Regions from separate parts of the Homo sapiens genome. Here region 2 is linked to region 1. A link is an interaction called in ENCODE POLR2A ChIA-PET data of the cell type or tissue named here. Cell type or tissue: MCF 10A. All regions are shown on one strand. Region 1 overlaps ANK2 (ankyrin 2). Region 2 has its middle 120 kb from the start of MIR302CHG.

Region 1 (5,000 bases):
TTAGCAACATTAAAGAAAAGAAATCTTGGTATTCCACAGGTGGCAATGCCACATGGTTCAAACTTTGGGCCCTGCCCCTAACCAAAAAAGGGAATTGAGCATCAAGGGAGATCAGAACATGAGAGTTGAGCCAGGAATGTGACTGCAGTAGCTTCATCCCAGGCAGGAAGCAGCAGCCACTCCTATATGTCGGTCAACAGTGGAAAGGTATTTAGCACCTTTGGGGGAACTTGGGGAAGTAGTAATGAATGGTGGTCTCTATGGTAGGACTTACCAGTTATCAATTTCGGGTCTGCCACTTCTTACCCCAAAGTATACAGATGAATCATTTAACCTTATGAGACCTTGGTTTTCTCATTTGGGAAGCTTAAGAAGATTAAATAAGATTATAAATGTGCTTGGAATATAGTAAAGTTAGCTATTAATATTGTGGTAAAAGGTGTGAGAACAAAATATGTAAGGTGCAAGGTCTCATTCATTCCCTCAAGGAGCTGACAGTCTAGTTGAATAGCCAGAGGGTATACACAAAAGCAAATTGTATATTGTAGAGTCTCTTGAGTAGACAGATGACTTAAAAGAAAAAGCAAGTTTAGATGGCATGTAGCATCCTAATTTGATGTTATGTCAGTCCATGTTGTGTAGGAAAAAATTCAAACATTTCAGTGAGGAATCACTGAAACTGAATAAATACATATGAATCATGTAAAAATGAAGAATTGCCTTGCTTGCTCAATGCACCTTTTAGCAAGTGTTTATCTTAAGACATAGTGAACATCAGTATAAACCCAATCAAAACACATATGAGTAATTCTCTTACTTGAAACCATGATCAGAAGAGATGGCTTTTGGTCAGACCAAATCTTTGTCATGACTACATTATTAGTACAAAGTTAATAGTTATATCTATGAAAAAGATGTTATCAGTGGAGGAAACTCAATTACTAATATATCCTATGATTATCATATGTGAAAAAAAAATAAACCAAATCAAAGTGGAGCATCTCCAGCTGAAGGCAACTCTATCTTGGTGGAATGCCACAGGGTTTTAAGGTAGACCCAGGTTCTCACCACGCTGCACATTATATGCTGGGCTCCCATTTTGAAGGTTGCCAATGAGAAATGGCACAACCTAAACACCTTTTATTTGAAATTCTTAACATCTCGTAGTTTCACAGTCTTGCCCTTTAATTACTGAGACAAGGGTAGCCTGCTACCCTGTTCTTAGTCAGGGTTAGAGATGAGGTATCTATGGTGTTAATTTGGCATTTCAACTAAGTTAAATTTGGTTAATGAACAAGATCTTTCTGGGTACAGTTTACTGCTTTGCCAAAAAAAGTTCTGTTATCTTTTCATATATCCCACAATAATCTAACTCTTCTTTAAGTGATTTTTGAAGTTTATTTTTTGAGTAATTAAAGCTAGCGTAATTTGTATTTATATTAACTGTTGTCAGCTTTACATAAAAAAAGGTAAGGTAATATCCTCCCCAGGGTTCTGTTATCATAGTAATCATCATTATTGGCTGATATATTTTAGGCACTGAATTAGGTTTTGGGTATTCTAAGAATTATAAGGCATGGTTTCCACCTTCAAGTAAATTGAAATTTTGTTCTGGAAGTAGCATATATGACTTCCTCTCTCTCTCTTTCTCTTTCCTTCCACACACACACACACACACACACACACACACACACACACTAGTTTATATTATATTACAGGTAGATATTTGTGTAAAAATGTATATGTAAAATGAAATATATAGACTCCCTATGACTGAAGAGAGATACATTTTATATACATAGTAATTATAAAGAAAACAAACTTTCTCCTTCGTATCTTGGCCAGAATAATTTTGACATACCAATGATCTCTTTTATTTAGAAGGTTAATTAATCTTACTGTAATTACAGGGGATACTGAAATATATTACTGCATGTTTTACATTAAAAAATACTGAGTAGTCAGTAATTGCCCTTTCATGGATAATTTATACAATAATTAAAGCTTATATATTGCTTCACATAAAATCTTTTTCCTCACAGAGAAGAGTAAAATTATAGTTTCTTATTTCTTTATTTTTTTTTTCTTTTTGTTGAGATGGAGTCTCGCTCTGTCACCCAGGCTGGAGTGCAGTGGCACGATCTCGGCTCACTGTAAACTTTGCCTCCCGGGTTCAAGTGATCTCTTGCTTCAGCCTACTGAGTAGCTGGGATTATAGGCACCCACCACCACGCCCGGCTAATTTTTATATATATATATGTATTTTTGTAGTAGAGATGGGGTTTCACTATGTTGGCCAGGCTGGTCTCAAACTCCTGACCTCAGGTGATCTGCCTGCCTCGGCCTCCTAAAGTGCTGGAATTTCAGACGTGAGCCACTGCACCTGGCCTATAGTTTATTTCTAAAAAAAGAGTACTAGTGTTCCTATGTAGTTAATATCAGCAAGAATCTAGTTTCTTTCTGTATTTAATTTATTTAGTAATGTCATAATTGTCATTTATCTGTTAACCTAATTAAAGTTAGAGAATGTCGAGCTGCAGAGCCTGTCTAGTCAAGTGTATTACTAAATTCATTAGTCATCCATGACTTCAGCTGTATGATAGTAATGATACAGACACACTTTACTCATTAACCCTTAGAAAGAGTTCAGCATTGTTTGATTTTATTGTGGATATTTGATAGAATTATAAAGGAAACTTAAAAAAATTAATAAATAGAGACAGGGTCTCACTATGTTGTCAAGGCTGGTCTCAAACTCCTGGAGCTCAAGTGATCCTCTTGCTTCAGCCTCTCAAAGTGCTAGGATTACAGGCATGAGTCACCACATCCAGCGGGTAAAGGAAACTTTGAAAAACAAATGTAATCTTAGGCAATGAGTTTCAGGTGAATTAATAAGAGCAGATATAAATTTTGCTAATCAAGGTTTGAAACCAAGTGTTAAAATTTAGTAAGTCTGCAAAAAATTTACTTGATCCCCCAAATTTTCACTAGTTTAATTCATATCGACCAATGCTGCTTGACATTCCTATTGGCCAATTTCACCCTGTTGAACATCTTCCCTTATATTGTTTTTCCCTTATATTATATTTCCAGAAATACTTCTCCATCTATTCTGTGTCAGGTACTGTGCTGGACAGTGGAAATAAAAATGAATAAGTCATGGACTATTTCTACCTTGGAGGGCCAGGCCAACTGGGGATATAGACACGTAAACAGATGAATTTGGACCCCACTTGAGCCATGCACAACATCTAGCACAGTGCTATGCTTCTGACTCATTGTCAACACATATTTATAAACGATTGAATGTTCAGGGTGTTGGGGACCCCGGAATAAATGGACTTGGTCAAACTTGAGGGTAGATTTAAGGCAGGGTTCTGAAGAAGCTATCCTTGCCTCTGGGAAATAGACTCACAGGGCCCACTTAATACAAATTCCTGTAGAAGTCAAATAATAAAAGACAACTAGTAAAGAATTCTTCATTGTTCCTTAAGCCTGGCTTAAGTCTGACTTTTCTTTTAAAAGAAGATCTTGGGCATCTGGGCTAAAGTTTAGTTCCATGAGATGAATTAGCTAACCTTGCTTTTGTTTTTAGTTGTGTTTAAATCAGGAATTTCCTTACTTTTCAAAATTCGCTCTAGAGTTGATGCCAGTACTCTTACACCAACAAATCAAGAATTTGTTTTGAAAGCTGCCTCAGAAGACGTTCAGATATTCTTTGAAATACAGTAATAACTACGTGGATTTTTGTTGACAGAGTTCCAACAGAAGAATTTTGCAATATAAGCTAAGTTTTTTTTAAAAGGCAGTGCAAGCTACAAATACTTGATTTGCTCATCTTTTTTCTACTCCATGTGGTATGTACTATAATTAATCAAACACCTACATTTTCAGCCAATGCTATCTTTTACATTTTAGTGTAAAATTATGTAAGTGCTATACCTTGCATAGAATTCAAATTGAATAGCCCAAACATTCCTGACAATTACAGTTCATAGCACAATGGTAAATTTAGAAAGTTACAGCAGGTCACATCCAATGAGGATAAAGTGGCCTCTCAGTTGTGCCCTGGTCTTATGGGAAAAATAAGAAAATGTCAGCTGCATGATATTAGTATTCTGAGCTCATGAGAAAACTCCTGTACAAAATTTTGTTTTAGTCTCGTGTGTGTGTGTGTGTGTGTGTGTGTGTGTGTGTGTGTGCATGTGCATGTATGCGCTGCAATTCCTTATTTTATTCTCACTGCCTGGTATTTCATTAAATATGTTGATGGGTCAGCATTATTCCCTTCCAGGGGCATTACAAGAGGCCCTTCCTTATTCCTAGGACATTCATGAGCAGAGAAATGGGAAGGAGTGAAGCGAAATCCAGTGTCTACAGAAAAACTGGGCCATCTCCCAGAGGTCACTCTATGGCCTCTATCTTTAGTCCATGCCCGTCTCTTGGACTTTTTAGCCTTGCATTTTTAATTCCCTACTCTACAGTGACAGCACTTCAAGTTCAATCCGGTCAAAACCAAACTGTGTTCTTCTCTCCAATTTTAGGGTATTCTGTTCCCCTAAATTATTGATCTTTATTGAAAGTGTCACTTATTACACGCAAAAGCTAGAAGTCTCCAACTTTTCCCTAGTTTCTCCTTTTCCATAAACTTTCAGAGTCAATTTCCCCCAAGTTTTACAGCTTTTTTTTTTCTATATATGACTAATACTTTGTTTTCACATGTCCCTGATGACACTGCTTATCCTCATCACATGCTAGAGTGGTAATTTTAAAATGGACATTCTGATCTTGCCTTTTCCTGTCTTTTACTTATGGTGTAACACTCAATCTCCCTATTAGGACATACAAAACATTAATGGTCTGGGCCCTACTTTACTTTTAGAGTTTTACTTCTTTCCTGTTTCCAATATGATCTTTATAACTCCTTATACTGAATTTATAGTTTTCTCTATACTGTGTTCTTTCGTGCCCCTATGACATTGCACTTGCTATTCCCTGGG
Region 2 (5,000 bases), 390 kb before region 1:
TGTTCAAAAAGTATATCAAAAGAGAACCATTTGGGTTCTTATTATTTCAGTTATCTATTGCTACAATAATACTGCCTAACAAATCACCCCCAAAGTTCATTGGCTTAAAATAATAATAATCATTTATTATGACTGACAGCTGGTTTCACTTATGCATTATGAGGTTACATGGCTCCGCTGAACGTGACTGGGCTTTCACATGTTAGGGGACAGCTGGCTATAGACTGGGTTAAGTTGAACTTGGTTGGATAACTGGTTTCTTCTTCATATGTCTCGTACATGCATATGTTTGTCATGTCCCTCCAGCAGGCTAGCCTGGGCATTTTTTCAAGCAATCTTGTGGAATATGCTCATGGTGATCATAGAAAACTAAAAGAGATTGGAAAGACTCAAGAACTTTTTCAAGTTGCTGCTTTCTTCAAGTTTGCCAGTGTCACACTGGCCAAAACATACCACATTGCCCAGCACAGAGTCAGAGTCGGGGAAGACTAAATAGAATTATATAATAGGTTAAAGGGTATACATACTGGAACCCATTTAATTGAGGCCATTAATGCAATCGGTCTACTGTACTTACCGAAGTTAGACTTGGAGTCAACCTTGGTTTCTCTGTTTTTCTTACTTTTTATGAAGTTGGTCATGTCTTCTTCATTCTTCCTCAGAAATAGAATCATTCCTTTCCATCAGTGCCCATCAATGCTGCATAATTCCGAAGAATTTAACCATCACTCTTGTGATAGTTAATTCTATGCTTCAACTGGACTGGGCCAAGGAGTGCCCAGGTTAAACATCGTTTCTGAGTTTGTGAGGGAGTTTCTGGATGAGATTGGCACTTAAATTGGTGGATTAAGTACAGTAGATGGCCCTCCCCAGTGTGGGTAGGTATCATCCAATCCATCCTGAGATTGGAAAAAGGCAGAGGAAGGAGGAATTTCTTCCTTTTTGCTTCCTGCCTACTGCCTGATTGAGCCGGGACATCAGTTGTCTTCTGCCCTTAAGTTGGGATTTACCCCAGTGGCACCCCTGGTTCTCAGGCCTTTGGGCTTGGACTGGAATTTATACCACTGGCTTTCCTGGCTCTCTAGCTTGCAGATGGCAGATAGTGGGGCTTCTCAGCCTTCATAATCACACGATCTAATTATTTCTTACTCAATTTCTTCCTCTTTCTCTTTATATGTATCCTGTCCCACTGGTTCTGTTTATCTGGAGAGCCCTGACTAATACAGCTCTCCTGGATTAGTACAATAGCCTTTGCACTCGTGGGTTCTCTTCTCTCCCCTTATCAAGTTCTACATCGAATCACAATAAAACTGGTTTAGTTTCTGTATGAGCCCTGCAGATCCTCATCAGTTGGTCTCTCCCTTCTCAGGCAGCCCTGACCCACAACTCCGGAGATGTTTAAGCCCTCCCAGGGTGTGCCACAGTGAGGAGCTCCAGGGAATGTGGACAGGCGTGAGCCACTGTGCCTTCCCTTCATTGTTTTGTTTTAAATCACCATTCACTACCTTTACATTTCATTAGTGGTTATCAGATTTATGTGCATTAGGCTGAGTGTGGTGGCACCTGCCTCTAATCCCAGCACTTTGGGAGGCCGATGAGGGTGGATCACCTGATGTCAGGAGTTCAAGACCAGCCTGGCCAACATGGTGAAATCCTGTCTCTACTAAAAATACAAAAATTATCAGAGCATAGAGGCATGTGCCTGTAATCCCAGCTACTTGGGAGGCTGAAGCAAGAGAATCGCTTGAACTTGGGAGGCAGAGGTTGCAGTGAACTGAGATTGTGCTATTGTACTCCAGCCTGGGTGACAGAGCAAGACTCTCTCTCTCTCTCAAAAAAAAAAAAAAAGTGCATTATAATCATCTGGCAGGCTCATTAAAACAGATTTCTGAGGGCCATCCCTAGATTTTATGATTAGGTAGACTGAGGGTGGGGGCCAAGAACTTCATTTCTTACTTTCCCGCCCCATAGTGATACACTGATGCTGATAGTCTTGCGACTGCAGTTTGAAAACTACCTTATTTATGAATACAGTCCTAACTCCTCAGCATAGCAAAGACCTCCATAACTCGACCTTGGGTGTGAAGAACAGGGGATTCTGCCAGGAAGTAGTGACAATGCAGGGAGCACTGTGGGGCAGAAAAAAATCTCTTCCTTCTTCCATTTTGAGTTTGTGGCTGGGGCCCCTGTAACAAAAGAAAGATTAACAAAAGAAAAGCATACACGTTTATTTATTTATTATTTTTTTTTCACGATGGAGTTTCACTCTTGTTGCCCAGGCTGTAGTGCAATGGTGCGATCTTGGCTTACCACGACCTTCGCCTCCCGGGTTCAAGCGAATCTGCTGCCTCAGACTCCCTAGTAGCTGGGATTACAGGCATGCGCCACCACGCTTGGCTAATTTTTGTTTTGTATTTTTAGTAGAGATGGGGTTTCTCCATGTTAGTCAGGCTGGTCTCGAACCCCCGATCTCAGGTGATCTGCCTGCCTCAGCCTCCTAAAGTGCTGGGATTACAGGCGTGAGCCACCACACCCGGCCACATTTATTTAGTATAAGTTTTTGTGACAGGAAGCGTTCATAAGGAAATGAAGACCAAAAGAAATAATTAGAACTGAATGTTTTTATGCTGAGCTTGATGAGGTGTGGAGGTCATGGAGAAATATAATAGGAGGACAAAAGGGCATGATCTAATGGGAATAAGCTGGGGAAACTTTTTTTTTTTTTGAGACAGAGTCTCACTCTTTCGCCCAGGCCGGAGTGCAGTGGCGTGATCTCAGCTCACTGCAAGCTCCGCCTCCCGAGTTCACGCCATTCTCTTGCCTCAGCCTCCTGAGTAGCTGGGACTACAGGTGCCCGCCACCGTGCCCGGCTCATTTTTTGTATTTTTAGTAGAGACAGAGTTTCACTGCGTTAGCCAGGATGGTCTCGATCTCCTGACCTCGTGATCCACCCGCCTTGGCCTCCCAAAGTGCTGAGATTACAGGGGTGAGCCACCGCACCTGGCCTAAACTGGGGAAACTTAACAAGGCTTGTTTGTTCAGATTCCTCTTGGTGTCCTGTGTCTTCAGAGATAAGGAAGCCCCTTTCCTCTGGGTACAGAGTGGGCATCTTTCAGATGGGGCTCTTGGAGCTGCTTCAGGAGAAGGTCAGAAAATCCTTCTCGCATATGCTGCTTCTCAGAGTCCTTCAGCCTCAGGTATTCAATGTGCCAAGGTGTCTATATTAGTCCATTTTCACGCTGCTGATAAAGACATACCCGAGACTGGGTAATTTATAAAGAAAAAGAAGTTTAATGGACTCACATCACAGTTCCTCATGGCTGGGAAGGCCTCACAATCATGGTGGAAGGCAAAAAGTGTGTCTTACATGGTGGCAGACAAGAGAGAATGAGGACCAAGTGAAATAAGTTTCCCTTTATAAAACCATCAGATCTCGTGAGACTTATTTACTACTATGAGAACAGTATGGGAGAAACCGCCCTCATGATTCAATTATCTTCCACCAGGTCCCTCTCACAACACGTGGGAACTATGGGAACTACAACTCAAGATGAGATTTGAGTGGGAACACAGCCAAATCATATCAGTGCCTTATTTTGGAGTAGCATATCCTGAACCCTGTGAGCCCCAACTCAGCCATTCCTTACTGGAGACTCACCTGGGACACATGTGAAAAAAAACCCACACCTGGATTACCCTCCTGAAATCTGACTTAAATGAATATCAAGAAATAGTCTGAAGGGAAAAGAAGGTACTAAAGGCAAATAGCCTCATTAACTAGTATAGCATTACCTAGGAGAAGAAGTGTGTGTTCAAGAGGGGAGTGTTGAGGCCCTTGCTGTTGAGTCCCTTTGGTACCCTCAGCAGGATGGGTTTTGTAAGCAGGTTATGCCTTCAAGTCCATCTTATTAGCTGTTGGTGCAGTTGCTTTCTTCTTCTGCTACATTTGTAAATTAATGAGGTGCTCCATCCTTTCACCTCCACTTAAGGGTAGGAGGTGACGGTACTGGGGAGCGTGTGTTCTGAGGCTGTACAAGAATTATGTGGAAGCTTTGAAAAGACATACAGATTCCTATTGCATATGTACCAACTGAGAACCTCCAGAATGAGAGCTTAGAATCTGTATTTTAATTTAGTTTTATTAATTTTTAAAGTGTGGTTGGATGCGGTGGCTCATACCCGAAATCCCAAAACTTTGGGAGGTCGAGGTGGGCAGATCACTTGAGCCCTGGGGTTCAAGACCAGCCTGGGCAACATGGCAAAACCCCATCTCTAAAAAAATGCAAAAATTAGCCAGGTGTGGTGGTGGATGCCTATAGTCCCAGCTACTGAGGTGGCTGAGGTGGGAGGATCACCTGAGCTCGGGAAGTTGGGGCTGTGGTGAGCCGTGATCGTGCTGCTGAACTCCAGCCTGGATGACGGAGTGAGACCCTGTCTTATTATTAGTTTAAAAAACACAGAAAAATATAAACAAGAACACAAAATTGGCCCATGTTTCCTTTATCTGGATAACCCATGTTGACATAAAAAAGCCAAAAACACGCATGGGTTTGGAAAATTCACATAGCATTGAAGATACAAAACAAAGTAAAAAGTAAAAACTTCTCTCTTCCCACCTACCCTTAGACTCTTTCCTAAAAGATTATTACTACTTTTCTGTGTTTTTACCTAGGTAACATTTGGGAATCCACTTTTTTGGGGAAAATCTCCCCCATTAATTATCATGATTAGTCAGATTTGAGAGTTGCTGCTCTGAGGAAATAGAGAGACACATTCATGCATTCAACTTGTGCCAAGACAGTTAGGCTTCATTAGCCCAGCCTTTATGTGGTAACAGATACAATATGTATTTCCATTCCATCAGTATCCATCCAGTAAATCTTTATCCACCTAAGTAAATTTTATTTTATTTTATTTTATTTTAATTAATTTATTTTTTTGATACTGAGTCTTGCTGTATCGCCTAGGCTGGAGTGCAGTGGCAAGATCTCGGCTTACTG

Evidence for each region. ChIA-PET counts read pairs that join two places held together with the same protein. Peaks named below come from ENCODE experiments on the same cell type or tissue, not always from the same donor. Only the 100,000 strongest peaks of a DNase experiment are listed, where the experiment ranks them.
Region 2: POLR2A ChIA-PET joins it to region 1 with 5 read pairs; 2 of 35 experiments call an interaction of 5 or more read pairs at or near these places.

Annotation. Positions count from the first base shown.
Region 1 is chr4:113,157,533-113,162,532 of GRCh38, forward strand. The region is part of intron 1 of ANK2 (ankyrin 2); the gene reads left to right. Among named protein-coding and RNA genes, the nearest start is that of MIR8082, 7.8 kb to the left of the region's middle. In MCF 10A, no CTCF peak of the experiment used is centred here; a DNase peak (open chromatin) is centred at 2,799.
Region 2 is chr4:112,768,879-112,773,878 of GRCh38, forward strand. It overlaps a transcript of ANK2 not described here. Among named protein-coding and RNA genes, the nearest start is that of MIR302CHG, 120 kb to the left of the region's middle. In MCF 10A, no CTCF peak of the experiment used is centred here; no DNase peak of the experiment used is centred here.